3 separate regions of the Homo sapiens genome follow, and all the other regions are linked to region 3. Evidence: chromatin loops called from intact Hi-C (ENCODE). Cell type or tissue: B cell. All regions are shown on one strand. Region 1 has its middle 14 kb from the start of TRV-TAC3-1. Region 2 holds the start of MIR3155A (microRNA 3155a). Region 3 overlaps IL2RA (interleukin 2 receptor subunit alpha).

The links. Hi-C counts contacts between places; a loop is a spot of excess contacts. Peaks named below come from ENCODE experiments on the same cell type or tissue, not always from the same donor. Only the 100,000 strongest peaks of a DNase experiment are listed, where the experiment ranks them.
Region 1: a loop joins it to region 3, with 9 times the contacts of the local background. A loop is called at or near these places in 2 of 110 quality-filtered maps.
Region 2: it touches region 3 in a loop (3-fold over the local background); 2 of 110 quality-filtered maps call a loop at or near these places.

Annotation. Positions count from the first base shown.
Region 1 is chr10:5,837,585-5,842,584 of GRCh38, forward strand. No RefSeq gene overlaps it. Among named protein-coding and RNA genes, the nearest start is that of TRV-TAC3-1, 14 kb to the right of the region's middle. RefSeq lists enhancers at 2,440-2,739, 2,950-3,129, 3,410-3,459. In B cell, no CTCF peak of the experiment used is centred here; DNase peaks (open chromatin) are centred at 1,047, 2,887 and 3,487; H3K4me3 peaks cover 1,861 bases; H3K27ac peaks cover 4,002 bases.
Region 2 is chr10:6,148,921-6,153,920 of GRCh38, forward strand. It overlaps MIR3155A (microRNA 3155a), which reads left to right and starts at 3,276; the gene lies at 3,276-3,357. MIR3155B (microRNA 3155b) reads right to left here and starts at 3,342; the gene lies at 3,287-3,342. It also overlaps a transcript of PFKFB3 not described here and the pseudogene RN7SKP78. RefSeq lists an enhancer at 2,646-2,695. In B cell, CTCF peaks have their summits at 2,678 (motif pointing left) and 2,882; DNase peaks (open chromatin) are centred at 2,421 and 2,531; H3K4me3 peaks cover 1,299 bases; H3K27ac peaks cover 1,365 bases.
Region 3 is chr10:6,048,156-6,053,155 of GRCh38, forward strand. All of the region lies in intron 1 of IL2RA (interleukin 2 receptor subunit alpha), which reads right to left. Among named protein-coding and RNA genes, the nearest start is that of IL2RA, 12 kb to the right of the region's middle. RefSeq lists enhancers at 2,470-2,849, 2,860-2,989, 3,080-3,349 and a cis regulatory region at 4,371-4,871. In B cell, CTCF peaks have their summits at 2,861 and 3,062; DNase peaks (open chromatin) are centred at 2,796, 3,106, 3,513 and 4,576; H3K4me3 peaks cover 2,483 bases; H3K27ac peaks cover 5,000 bases.

The DNA.
Region 1 (5,000 bases), 210 kb before region 3:
TCCACCTTGGCTTCCCAAAATGCTGGGATTACAGGCGTGAGCCACTGAGCCTGGTCTGTTTTTTGTTGTTGTTGTTGTTTGTTTGTTTGTTTGTTTAACAAAGGCCCAGGCCCTGCTCTTAAGGAACTCCCTGTCTAGTGGAGGAGGGAAGCATTTGAAAAATCAGAATGTGGTAAAAACAGCTGAAGCCTATGAGCTCATTCATATATAAAGAGCTCCTACAGGCCAGGCGCAGTGGCTCACACTGTAATCCCAGCACTTTGGGAGGCCGAGGCGGGCAGATCACTTGAGGTCAGGAGTTCAAGACCAACCTGGCTGACATGGTGAAAAAAAAAAAATACAAAAAAATTAGCCAGATGTGGTGGTAGGCACCTGTAGTCCCAGCTACTCGGGAGGCTGAGGCAGGAGAATCACTTGACCCCAGGAGGTGGAGGTTGCAGTGAGCTGAGATCACGCCACTACACTCCAGCCTGGGCCACAGAGTGACTCCGTCTCAAAAAAAAAAAGCTCTTACAACTCAACAACAAAAAAACGAACAATCCAACTAAAAACTGCGCAAAGAACTTGAGTGGACATTTCTCAAAAAAGATATACCAATGGCCAACAAGCACATGAAAAGATGCTCAGGCTGGCTGCAGTGGCTCACACCTGTAATCCCAGCACTGAGAGGATGGGGTGGCAGATGGCTAGAGCCCAGGAGTTTGAGACCAGCCTGGGCAACATGATGAAACCCTGTTTCTACAAAAATTACAAAAAATTAGCCAGGCATGGTGGCATATGCCTGCAGTCCCAACTACTTGTGGGGCTGAGGTGAGAGGATCCCCAGAGCTCGGGAGGTCAAGGCTGCAGTGAACCGTGATCACACCGCTGCACTCCAGCTTGGGGGACAGAGCAAGACCCTGTCTCAAAACAAACAAACAAACAAACAAAATCATCCTATGATCCAGCATCCCACTCCTAAAGAATTAAAAGCAGGGACTCAAACAGATACTGTGCACCAATGTTCATAGCAACACTGTCAACAGAAACCAAAAGGAAAACAAGCCAAATGTGCATCCGCAGATGAGCGAAGAAACAAAGTGTGTCCATCCATACAATGAAATAGGATTCAGTTATAAAAGGGAATCGAGGCTGGGCGCGGTGGCTCACACCTGTAATCCCAGCACTTTGGGAGGCCGAGGTGGCCGGATCACGGGGTCAGAGATCAAGGCCATCCTGGCTAACAGAGTGAAACCCCGTCTCTATTAAAAATACAAAAAATTAGCCGGGCATGGTGGCGGGCGCCTGTAGTCCCAGCTACTCGGGAGGCTGAGGCAGAAGAATGGCGTGAACCCGGGAGGCGGAGCTTGCAGTGAGCCAAGATCGCGCCACTGCACTCTAGCCTGGGTGACAGAGCGAGACTCTGATAAAAAAAGAAAAAAAGGGAATCGAGCATTAAAGTATGCTACATCATGGATGAACCTTTGCAATATTAAAATAACAGAAGCCAGACACAAAAGGTCACATATTGTGTGATTCCATTGATATGAAATGTACGGGATAATTAAATCCATAGAGACAGAAAGCAACTTGGTGGATGTCACAGGGACCTTTGTTTGAATCCCAACTTTGCCATTTATTGGTGGTCTAACCTTGAGCAGGGCATTTAACCTCTCAAGATTCCAGTTTGTTCATCTGGAGAATGGGGATGACCGTCAAGCCCACCTCAGCAGGGCATCGTATGGGAACTCTGAGCTTGGACCCGCTCAGCAGTGTTTTTTTTTTTCTTTTTGAGACGGAGTCTCGCTTTGTCACCCAAGCTGGAGTGCAGTGGCACAATCTCGGCTCACTGCAACCTCTGCCTCCTGGGTTCAAGTGATTCTCCTGCCTCAGCCTCCTGAGTAGCTGGGATTAAAGGCGTGCACCACCACGCCTGGCTAATTTTTGTATTTTTAGTACCGACTGAGTTTCACCATGTTGGCCAGGCTGGTCTTGAACCCCTGACCCTCCTCGGCCTCCTAAAGTGTTGGGATTACAGGCGTGAGCCACGGCGCCCGGCCCCTGCTTAGCACTTCTGTCATAGGCTCCTGTAACACGTGCCATTTCCAGTTGTTTTGTATCTGGATGTCACGTTAGACTGGACCCCATGTTGGCAGGGACTGCAACCGCTGTGTTGACCACTGTGCTTCTGCCCTGAGCACAGTCCCTGGCACGTTGCCGTCACAGTCTGGGAGGGGAGAATGAAGAGTGACTGCACATGGGTGCGGGGTTGTATTTGGGGTGAGGAGAACACTTTGGAGCTAGATAGCGGTGGTGCCTGCAGAACAGTGAATGTTTTAAATGCCACTGAATTATTCCTTTTATTTATTTATTTATTTTAGTTTTTTTTTGAGACAGGGCCTCTCTCTGTCACCCAGGCTGGGAGTGCAGTGGGACAATCATAGCTCATTGCAGCCTCAACCCCCACCAGGCTTAAGCCATCCTCCCACCTCAGCCTCCGGAGTAGCTGGGAACACAGGTGCACACTACCATGCCCGGCTAATTTTGTTTTTCTTTTTTCGGGGACAGGGTCTCACTATGTTGTCCAGGCTGGTCTCGAACTCCTGGGCTCAAACGATCCTCCCACCTCGGTCTCCCAAAGTGCTGGGATTACAGGTGTGAGCCACTGCACCCGGCCCGAATTTTTCACTTTAAATGGTTCATTTTACGTTACTTGAATTTCACCTCGATAAAAAAACAACAAGGCATCTGAAGTTGTCCACAGGCTTCACACAGCACGTGGAAAGGCGGGCCGGGGTGACTCACCCCTCTGGGGGTCAGGAACGCCGTTCTGGATAACTCGCATCCCCCTGGGGATGTGAGTCTGAGCTGCCCCGGCGAGCGCAGCTGTGTGCAGGGCCCGCAGTTCCTGTTTCCGTCGAGCCTACAGCCCAGAGAAGCGTGTGCTTCTCCCCACGGAGGTGGGTCTCCGTTTCAGGGTCAGACCTGAAAGCATCGGTTGCGTTTGCTGGAGTTGTTGTCAGCATGTTTGCCGCTTTGATTTAGAGGCCGGGATAAAGGGCGATTATCAAAGGACTGCATGTTCCCGGCATGGCCACGATGGGCCCCGGCAGTGTCCCTGGAGGCAGCAAGCTCACTGGACAGGAACAGAGGTGCCATTGTGTGTGGCTAAAGCAGCTAGAAAGTCAGTGCTTCTCTGCTGCACTGTGAGGCGGGAAGAAGATGTATTTCCACCTCGCGGGGCACCTCGTGTCCTGTCTGGGGGGTCTGTGGGCACCAGTGTCCACCCAGGTCCTGCTGCAGAAAGTGGGGAGGCCAGTGGCTCTGGGGCCCTCATTTGGATTTTTTGAGAATTCGTGCCTCCACGCTTTGTCCAAAGCTCTCCTGAAAACCCCTTCGAAAGTCAGGCACAGCCTAGTGAAGGTGCTGTTCCCACGGTTCATGTCATGTGGCCCTGGAAGGTCTCACTCGCTGCAGGTGACCGGGGGGCAGGAGGACATACAGAAAGGCTTCAGCCCACGACTGCCCTGGTGACGCGGGTCATGTCCTCACCCTCACGCCCCCTCATTGCCCCTTTATTTCTGGCATTTCCTTCCTCGGTGGGAGGCCCCCTCTCTGGTGCTGCAAATAAACACCAGACCCCGCCCATCAATCACACCTCTTCAGTGACACAATGACACCCTTTCTGTGCATCAGTGCCCTGTGCTGTCAGAGTCTCGTGACACAGATTCAAACTATTTGGGGATTCTATTTTGGCCAAGCACTGGCCAGTTATTTAACAGGTATGGATTATTTTAACCTTTGTAATTACTGCATAAAGCAGGTGTTACTAAATCCATTGTACGAATAAGGGTACTGACTCAGGTTGGGATTGGCCAAGGCAAGAAGCTGATTAGTGGTGGGGCAGGATTCAAATGTCTGAGTTACTGTTTTTTATACTGTAAGTTCAAAAAACAACAATAACAAAACAAAAACCAAAACAAACAAATAAAAATAAATAAGTAAACTGTAAGTTTAATAAGCTGGCCCTATAAGTAAACCAGTTACTGGAGGCATTCTCCCTCCAGAGCGAAAACAAGAGATTTCTGTGGCAGCTGTCGTATATTTGTAGAGATGGGAGTGATTTGGATAGATTGTTTAACGGTAGGCGCGGGGTCTTCACACAGCCCCTAAATCACCAAATGTGACTGCCTGGTCTACATGCACCAGAAGCTGCTATTTGACAGCTTTACTTAGCGAATGGCTTAATCACGGCATTTCCCCCTCGAATTGATGTAAAGGTGACTCCAAGAGCACAAATTCATTGAAAGTGTTTCTGCCACCATCCCCTTCATGTATACATCAAAGAAAATCAAGAGTAGGATGCCCCTGAGGCCATGGCGTGAGCTGGAATGCTCTTCTCCAACTCATGGTGTTGTCTTCTATATTAGTCTGTTCTCTCATTGCTATGAAGAAATACCTGAGACTGCATAATTTATAGAAAACAAGGTTCAATTGGCTCACGGTTCTGCAGGCTGTACAGGTCGCATAGCACCGGCAACAGCTTCTGGGGAGGCTTCCGGGGGCTTCCAATCATGGCGGAAGGCGAAGGGGAGCAGGCGACTGACATGGCGGGAGAGGGAGCGGCGGCGGGGGGCGCATTTTTAAACAACCAGATCTCATGACAACTCACTACTGTGAGGGATCCAACCCCACGACCCAAACACTTCCCACCACGGCCCACCTCCAACATTGGGGATTACAATTCAACATGAGATTTGGTGGGGACACAGACCCAAATTATTTCATCTTTTGTGAAGCCCAACCAGATCCCCCATCCCTGACACGAATTGCTCCTTCTCTGGTATTTCTCTCCTCCATTAGACTGTGAGATCCTTGAGCTCCGGCACTATATTTTAGCTATCCTTTTCAGTGCTCTTTCAGCGAGAAAAACATTAAAGAATGAAGAAAGGGAGGAAAGAGGAAAAGCTTCCAGAGGCTTACAATTCATTATTAACAAGATAATGTGGTGCTGGGCGCGG
Region 2 (5,000 bases), 100 kb after region 3:
AATTAAAAATCAGCTGGGGGTGGTGGCGTGAACTTGTAGTCCCAGCTACTCTGGAGTCTGAGATGGGAGGATTGCTTGAGCCCAGGAGTTCAAGGCTGCAGTGAGCTACGATCACACCACTGCACTCCAGCCTGAGTGACAGAGCAAGACCCTGTCTCTCTAAAGAGAAATAAATAAGACAGATGGTGTAGACGGTGACTCATCTCAGGTGATGGAGGCGTGGCTCTAAGAGACTGTGGTCTTGAATAAATCGTTGAGGTCCTTTTCAAGTCTAGAATCCTATAACAATGTCTTCAGACAGCAGTGTTCCAAGGATTTTTGTACGTTCCACCTTCAGAGGGACAAGGGAATAGCAGGTGAAAGTTCTAATAATAAATAACAATAAGGCCGGGTGCGGTGGCTCATGCCTATAATCCCAGCACTTGGGAGGCCAAGGCGGGTGGATCACCTGAGGTCAGGAGTTCGAGACCAGGCTGGCCAACATGGTGAAACCCTGTCTCTACTAAAAATCCAAAAATTAGCCAGGGGTGGGGGTGGGCGCCTGTAATTCCAGCTACCTGGGGAGCTGAGGCAGGAGAATCACTTGAACCCAGGAGGCAGAGGTTGCAGTGAGCCGAGATCGTGCCACTGCACTCCAGCCTGGGCGACAGAGTGAGACTCCCTCTCAAAAAAAAAAAAAAAAGATACAAAATGCACTGTGTGGGATGTGAGGGCAATCTGGCTGTGACATCTGTCACCCCAGTAATCGTCAGGGTTGATTTGGCTGATCTGGCTGGCTAGGTGGGTGTCCCCTTCCTCCCTCACCACTCCATGTGCGTCCCTCCCAAAGCTGTGTGCTCGGTCCAAGAGGATGACCATCCCCAATAGAGGAGGACTCATCTTCAGTCAAGGGTACACGAGTAGCTGCACTCCCCTGCTAGAACCTCCAAACAAGCTCTCAAAATGCACTGTGTGACCTTACTATAATATCCTCCAGTTCCATCCCAAGGATTTCACTCTTTTTTATGGCTGAGTAGTATTCCATGTTGTATATGTACATTTTCTGTATCCATTCATCTGTTGTTGGACACCTAGGTTGATTCCATGTCTTGGCCGTTGTGAATAGCGCTGCAATAAACTTGGGGTTTGGATGTCTCTTCACGCCTTTTAAGTTCATGCCTTTTCTGTCACCTTTTCCATTGATTCTATGCACATAGCACCTCTTGCAGGCATATCTTGTCCCATAACCAGACCGGAACACTCATTTGTTCTCAGAATGCTTTCTGCATGGTAACTTGGAGAGCTATTTGAGTTACGGTCTATACCTCATGCTTATATTGGACCTGGTGGTAGCAAGTGTTTCATAAATTCTTCTACTTGGTTAATCTGTCATTTTCTTTTGGAATGAGTAGTTGCAGAGCCACATTAAGATCCTTATAGGCCAGGCACGGTGGCTCATGCCTGTAACCCAGCACGTTGGACGGCTGAGTAAGGTCAGAGGATTACTTCAGACCAGGCGTTCGAGACCAGCCTGACCAACATGGTGAAACCCTGTCTCTACTAAAAATACAAAAATTAACTGGGCGTGGTGGTGGGCGCCTGTAATCCCAGCTACTCAGGAGACTGAGGCACGAGAATCACTTGAACCTAGGAGGCGGAGGTTGTGGTGAGCTGAAATCGTGGCCACTGCACTCCAGCCGGGGCGACAGAGCGAGACTGTCTCAAAAATAACAATAATAATAAATCCTTATAAACCCTAAATGCTGAAAGATGATGGCATTTCCCCATGCGTAATTTAAAATAAAGACAATACCCAGGCTGTGCGTGGTGGCTCACGCCTGTAATCCCAGCTCTTCGGGAGGCCGAGGCGAGTGGATCACTTGACGTCAGGAGTTTGAGACCAGCCTGACCAACATGGTGAAACCCCGTCTCTACTAAAAGTATGAACAATTAGCCAGGTATGGTGGCGGGCACCTGTAATTTCAGCTATTCCGGAGGCTGAGGCAGGAGAACCGCTTGAACCTGGGGGGGCGGAGATTGCAGTGAGCCAAGATCCTGCCACTGCACCCTGGCCTGGGCGACAGAGCCAAACTCAGTCTCAGAACAACAACAACAAAAAGCAAAAATTGCCTATCATTCATGACGGCAGGGGAAGAGTTCCAAGATTTCCAGCTGGGCGGTTGAGACGGTGGACCAGGACAGCAGGGAGACGGACACAGGGAGGGAGCCCCAGTCTGTGGAACACCATCCCACTTACCGTAGCTCCCCACTGGCAGTGTGTATGAGTCTTGGTGGTATCTTGTGTGCGGGTCTGAGCTAGGGGGCGTGGCCCCAGGAGCATCCAAGGTTCTGGTTGGGGCAGCCACAAGGTGTCTGAAGAGCAGCGGGGTTTGGTCGTCCTGGCACTTCCGCAAGCAGCCTTTCCAGCTGTAGCTCCGGAAGGTGCTCTGACATGACAGTTCAAAAACACACTTCCCCCTGGCCTGGGCTTCAACACTCACTTGTCAGAAAGTGAGGTCCTGTATGCCCCAGTCCTCGGCCAGAGAAGCAAGAAGCAGATTTCCCAGAGGCTGTGGCCCCTTGCATTGGTGAGGACACTGGGGTGCTACCTCTGTTTGAGGGGTGACTGACAACTGTGCTTTCTTAGGGTGGAGTTGGTCTGCTGTCGTGACTGTCTGCTTGAGATACTGACCCCTGGCGATCAGATTCTGGAAGTCCTCTCCTGAGGCTGCTGAAGTCGTCCCAGAGGCTTGTCCAGCCACAGCAGTGGAGAAAGATCCAATCAGGCAGGCAGGGGCAAACGGGAAGTCGGGAGGGTACCCTCCCCGCTCCCTGAGAAGTGTGGACTTTCAAAAGGAAGTGAGAAAGAGGAAGGTCTTGCCTAGGCATGGGGTAGACCTGTTTGATGCAGGCGGACTTCAGGGAAAGCTGGTCCTCAGTGCCACAGTGCTGTGGCTGTCGGGCGGCAGGCACTGGCTCACAGCCGTGGTGGGGACGCCTTGTTTCTCGGAAGGACAGAACCGCCCTCCTGCAGCTCCTGTTCCTGGCTTCACATTAGAATTAACTGGGGAGCTAAAAAAAAAAAAAACCTGATGCCCCAGAAATTCTGATTTGATAGTTTCTGCCTTGATGCCTAGACAAAAAATGTCCTGAAACAATACTTCACCTCAGACAATACTGTACATGCTGATGTTTTCTAGTCTGTTCCATTTCATTAAGAAAGATTCTGGTCTTATTCCAGTAAATTGATTTCAAGGCCACTAATGGGTGGTGACCCACACTTTTGAGATGCCTGTTCCGGGCATCACCTCCCACTGCAGAGCCTGGGGAGCCGGACAGCTCCCTTCCCAGGCTCTGCAGTGGGAACTGATGCCTGGAACAGTTCCTGCAGCCGGTCTCCAGTGTGATTCAGGTCCTGCGGCAAGTTCTAGGTGGTCCAAGTGAGGCAGAAGCCTTGCTGGAGGCTTTACCCGTCCACACTGCTGTGGAGCCTCTGAGCCTCCATGGAGGCTCCCCAAGCCAGGCAGCAGGGGAGGAAGCGTCTGGTAGGAGGGTGGAAGGCATCACGATAACTAGCCACCTGCAAGGGCTAAATCTCTCTGGGACGTTTGCACGAGGAACATTCCGAACCCATGAATAGAGGAGGGCTGCGGATCTGGTAGCTGAGGAAATTCAGTAGAAAAGCGAGAAATGTATGCCAGGTGCAGTGGCACACACCTGCAGCCCCAGCTACTTGGGAGGCTGAGGTGGGAGGATTGCTTGAGCCCAGGAGAGTGAGACCAGCCTGGGCAACATAGTGAGATCCTGTCCCTACAAATAAAAAATTAAAAAATTAGCTAGGTGTGGAGGCATGTGCCTGTAGTGCCAGCTACTTGGGAGGCTGAGGTGGGAGGATTGCCTGAGCCTGGGAAGTTGAGGCTGCAGTGAGCCTTGATCGTACCGCTGCACTCCAGCCCGGGCAACAGAAAGAGACCTTGTCTTTAAAAAAAGGAAGAAGAGGCTGGGCACGGTGGCTCACGCCTGTAATCCCAGCACTTTGGGAGGCTGAGGTGGGCAGATCACCTGAGCTCAGAAGTTCGAGACCAGCTTGATCAACATGGTGAAACCCCATCTCTACTAAAAATACAAAAAAATTAGCTGTGCATGGTGGTGGGTGTCTGTAATCCCAGCTACTCGGGAGGCTAAGGCAGGAGAATTGCTTGAACTGGAAGGCATTGAGCCAAGATCATGCCACTGCACTCCAGCCTGGGAGACACAGCGAGACTCTGTCTCAGAAAAAAGAAAGAAAGAAAGAAAGAAAGAAATAAGAACAGAGAAAAGCAAGAAATGTAATTGAAAGGCCGATGGGCTGCCCTGTCCTGCGGGTGCCTACCCTCATTTATGATGCAACTGAAGTCACTTCCATAAGCTCTTCGGTCCTTTCAGCAGTGCCCAGTAGGCCAGGGGCGGATGTAAGTGCAGAGGCTGCGGCAGTGAACAAAACAGACAAACCTCGGCCATGGAGCTTACATGTGAATGGGGTAAGCCTGTGTGGCTTGGTCCTTGGTAGATGCTTTGAGTGGCTGGTAGGAGGTCATGGTGACCTCCCTGGGTTGGTGAGCAGGTGAACGCTGCATGTGTCAATGGATGTGAATGCCAAGAAGAAAATAACTCAGGAAAGAGGAGGGGGAGGGGCTGGGCGAGGTGGCTCACACCTCTAATCCCAGCATTTTGGGAGGCCGAGGCAGGCGGATCAGTTGGGGTCAGGAGTTCGAGACCAGCCTGTACAACATGGTGAAACCCCTGTCTCTACTGAAAATACAAAAATTAGCTGGGTGTGGAGGCAGGTGCCTGTAATCCCAGCTACTCAGGAGGCTGAGGCAGGAGAATTGCTTGAACCTGGGAGGTGAGGTTGCAGTGAGCTGAGATCGCGCCACTGCACGCCAGCCTGGGAGACAGAGCGAGACTCCATCTAAAAAAAAAAAGAGAGGGGAGAGGGAGTCAGGGACCGGGAGGGAGGATTGTGGTTGCACACAGGATGG
Region 3 (5,000 bases):
CACAGGAAGGCTGTCATGGGAGTCCTGAGGTGGGTGGTGATAAGTAAGCAAGAAGAGGGGTTGCTGGCGTTAAGAGATTTTAGAAGTTGGAATTGCCAAAAATTGAGGCTGGATTATTAGGTGCATGGAGGACAGCAAGGAAGAAATGAGGATTTTGCCCAGATTTCCTGGGCGATGGGGAGGATGGGGTGCCATTCATTGAGATAGCAAAGAGAGGAGAAAGAGTAGGTTCCAGGGAGGGAGGACAGTTCTGGATGTGTAGACTGAGCAGCCTGTGAGGCATCCACACGGAAAGGTCCGAGGGAAGGGCCTTTGGCCATGCAGACTAGAAGCCCAGCAAGTCACATTTAGTGAGCACCTACTGTGTGCTCTGGTCACTCTAGGCAGGCTAGCTTATGTAGCCTTACAGCACCCAGCAGGGTCTGTGTTATTCCCATTTTATACGAACAGAAGCTGAGGCCCACCGAGGTTAAAACCCTACCCTCATGGACTTCCATGGAGGTTACTCAATGCCCTATGGGTTTGCCTTTCTGCTTCCCTTCATTCTTCACATAAACCCAGTGCTTTCTCTTCTTCCTTCATTCTTCACATAAACCCAATGCTGTCTCTCCAAAGTACAAGCCATGCCCTGACTGAGACCCCTCTGGGATGTTCTGTTCCTTCCAGGACACAGTTTAAGCCCAGTGACATGGGGAGACTCCAAGACACAGCTCATGCCCAACTTCAAAATCTCTGCTTCCACTATGTGCCTGAGCTCTCCTGCCTTGCGGGACTCTGCGTGGCTCTTGGAGCTCACCATGTGTTTTGTCTTGGGCCTTGGTCATTGTATTATTCAGGGAAACAGAATTTCTCTAGAGAAACAAAACCAATAGGATGTATGTAGATAAATAAGAGAATATTTATAATGGGAGTTGGCTCACTCAATTATGGAGGCTGAGAAGTCCCACAATATGCCAGCTGGAGCTGGATAACTAGGAAAGCTGGTGGTGTGGCTCAGTCTAAGACTGAAGGCCTGAGGAGCAGAGGGGCCCTGCTGTAAGTCCCAGAGTCCAAAAGCTGGAGAACCAGGAGTGCAAATGTCCAAGAGCAGACGACGGATGTCCCAGCTTGAACAGAGAGAATGCAACCTTCCTCTGCCTTCTTGTTCTATTCTGGTCCTCTATGGTTGGATGATCCCCACCACACTGGTGAGGGTGATTTTCTTTACTCAGTCTACCAACAAGAAATTTACCCAGTCTATTCAATTCAAATGCTAGTGTCTCCTGGAAATACCCTCACAGACACCCCCAGAGAGACTGTTTAGCCAGCTATCTGGGCATCCCTTAGCCCAGGCAAGTGGACACATTGAAATTGACCATCATGCTCATGCCACACTTCCCTAATGCATTTCTACCTTCTTAACTCCTGCTTTCCCTGGAGGTCTCCCATTGGCTGTCATCTTTCTCTGGGAAGCCTCCGGGACTCTTCTGTCTGTGCTTTGTGGCATTTCTCTGCAGTCCCAGACTTTGCTCCCTTTTCTTTACACGGCACTCACCCTACTGTATCCATCTCCCTCCCACCACCTTGCTAGTGCCTGCACAGAATGGCATGCAAAGGTTTTCGTAAAGGAAAGTAGAAATTCACAAGTTCAAGCTAGGATTTGAATTCAAGCTGTCAACTTTCCAAATTCATAAGACTTTTCCATTCTCTCAAGACGCTTTTCTGGTTGGGAAAAATTCCGGTAGGCAGACAAGATGGGGAAGATTGTTCCAGTAAGGGAGGAGGGTGTTCCTGGGAGTCCAGCTTTGAAATCACAAATGAGGAGGTTCCCTTTGAAGGACAGGAGGAGACCTGCTGGCCAAGGCGTGCTATGTGCTGAGGGAACAGTCTTGGCTGGGGAGCATGTTGTGTGCCAGGCAGAGGAGGTAGCAAAGTGCCCCTGAGGCAATGGAAATGACTGGAGCTCTTGCAGCCGAAAGGGCATCACGACAGGTGCTTTCAGGGGAGATTAACTTGGGGATGAATAACAGGGTGACTGAAAACCAGAGCTTCAGGGCCTGCCTAGGCAGCCCAGGAGATGAACAGTGCCTGTTGACAGCTTGCTTCCTGTGTCGGCCTGAATGCATGGGTTCTGCTCAGATCTACTGGCTCCTTGCTTTCTTGGGAGAGTGAATTACTGCCTCATGGTCTCAGTTTCCTCATCCGTAAAATGGGAATGGTGGCAGGGCGTGGTGGCTCAAGCCTGTAATCCCAGCACTTTGGGAGGCTGAGACTGGTGGATCAATTGAGGTCAGGAGTTTGAGACCAGCCTGGCCAACATGGTCTCTACTAACCTGTCTCTACTAAAAATACAAAAATTAGTCAGGCATGGCGATGGGGCATGCCTGTAATCCCAGCTACTGGGGAGGCTGAGGCATGAGAATCTCTTGAACCCGGGAGGCAGAGGTTGCAGTGAGCCGAGATCATACCACTGCACTCCAGTCTGGGCAACAGAGTGAGACTCTGTCTCAAAAAAAAGGTGGTTGGGGTGGGGGAATAGTGCTAACAGTCCCCATCTCCTATGGTGGCCATGAGGAATCTGTAAGATCACAGAAGCAGAGCACGCAGCAAGGCCTCCCTGGCCCGGGAGTGCTCAGAGCTGGGATCCCAGTGCAGGACGAGGAGGAGGAGGATGGGTGCCCTGGCTACAGGTCCTCTTGCACTAGATTGAAAACGGGGCCAGAGAAGCAGAGCTTGAGAGACGCTGGGAGAGGGAAAGTGAAACTGATGGTCCGGTGGGTGAAAGGTAGTGAAAGCCCGAAGTGCAGTAAACCAGGGATCAACATCTCCAGCCAAAAGGCTCACCCTGTGGTCTCAGCGCCACCTGGGCGTCAGACAGATGTCTGGAGAGACGGCTCTTTTATTCTGAAACACCCCTCCAACTTTTTTTTTTTTTTGGTAATTGTTTGTTTTGCTTTCCATTTAATATAAGGAGTTTTCTCCTTTACAAAAGTTCTTTTTGTTCTAAATCAGGCTGTAAACAGAGGTGCTACCACAAGGACCGGAAGCAGAGACCACACTGGTGCTCAGCTGGGTTGCAGGCTCTGCCTGGTTTCATTGTCGGGGAAGCCACCAGGCCTGCCCCCAGCCAGCGAGATGTCACGCATGCAGCCGGGTGTCATCCCCAAAACTCCCGGGAAACTCTCGGGGCACCAGGGCAGGAAGAGGCTGACGTCAACTTTAACTCCGGGGACTTCAAACGAAACTTTTAGAAATGATTCCTTTGCCCTTTACTTGGTGACGTAATAAACTGATCTTTCTCTGAAAAGATGGGCCGATTTGCTTCAAGGAGCTCATTTCATGAGGAGAAAATACACACAAATATATATATATATATATATATATTTTTTTTCTTTTTTTTTTTGAGACGGAGTTTCCCTCTGTCACCCAGGCTGGAGTGCAGTGGCTCAATCTCGGCTCACTGCAACCTCAGCCTCCAGGTTCAGGGGATTCTCCTGCCTCAGCCTCCCTGAGTAGCTGGGATTACAGGCATGTGCCACCACACCTGGCTAACTTTTGTATTTTTAGTAGAGACGGGGTTTCACCATGTTGGTCAGCTGTTCTCGAACTCCTGACCTCAGGTGATCTGCCCGCCTCAGCCTCCCAAAGTGCTGGGATTACAGACGTGAGCCATCATGCCCAGCTATATATATATATATATATATATATAGAATTTTTTAAGGAAACATTGCTGCTTTGCTACAAAGTATATAATAATGTAAACTGGACTAATACGATTCCTTCCTCCTTTCCTTGGAGAAGTCACAGACTTTTAGGATTGGAGAACGGTTCACATGCATGTGTGTGGGGCAGTTGGTCAGAGCTGTCCATTATGAAAGGTGCTTCTAGAATACTTGGGGAATGTGGGAGCTAGAAAACAGGTTGTTATTAAAGGAATTGAAATACTCCCACTTGAAATGTTCCCATTTTCTCTGTAAAGGAATTTCTTGAGCAAAGGAAAACTCTACATCCTCTGTCTACCTGAAGTTCAAAATTAGTGGTGTTTGGTTTTAATAATTTTAGTAGTTGATGACAAAACAACGCTCTCTGCTGTCCTCTCTGTCACATCTAACATGATGTGAATGAGGCAGTCCCTGATGTGAGATGTGCTGGGTTTTGCAGGGGTAATGAACATCGATCTGTGTGTTCCATCGACTCCTTCTTTAAACTTGTATCTCAGCACTTAGCCTGTGTCATAATTGTCTGTGCAGAGGTCAAGGATGGGCTCTTATTCATCTCTGTGTCTCAAACCCTGTGCCTGACACATAGCAGTTCCTCAATGAACATTTGCTGAATGAATGAATGAACAAAGGAATGAACAAACCAATAGCCGGAAGTCCTACCACACAAGAGGTTGTCTCCAATCTCCCTGACTTTCCCTCTTCCTCCTGTACCCTCAACCCATCAGCTGCCTGTACTGCTGTAGCAACAACTTCTCTCTGAAAACCTTCCCAGGGGAGAAAACGCGCCCCCCCTCACGCCTCAGAGGCACACACCTATCCTAGCCTTTGTTTTTTTATTGCTGAGAGTACAGAAAGCAGCGGCTTCTGAAGGAGGTATCTATTTTGGTCCCAAACAGAAAAGAGTGGGTGATTCTGTGGGCAGAGGTGGCAATTCCTGAATGTGGTATGGTGACTCACGCCCGGAGGTGCTCAGAATTTCCTCTGTTTTGTGGCTGCTGGGGCAGGTGCGACACTGCCGCTTTCTCTAAAGATGCCCCCAAGCTGCTCTGGGGGTAGAAGGAAGGCTGCAGGGAACAGCAGGACCCGGAGAACCCAGACCCCAAGGACCAGGTGGTCCTTAAGCCATCCTGCAGGAGGCCGGCTGCTCTAGCAGGTTGAGGAGTGCCACGCGGCTCTGTGGGTACCGCCTCACTGCATGTACCTGGGGCTGAAGGAGCAGTGGGCATTACTCACAGCCTATTACTTCACCTTTGTAAAAAACAAAAATAACTTCCCTGCTCACATGGCACCTTTGTCTTT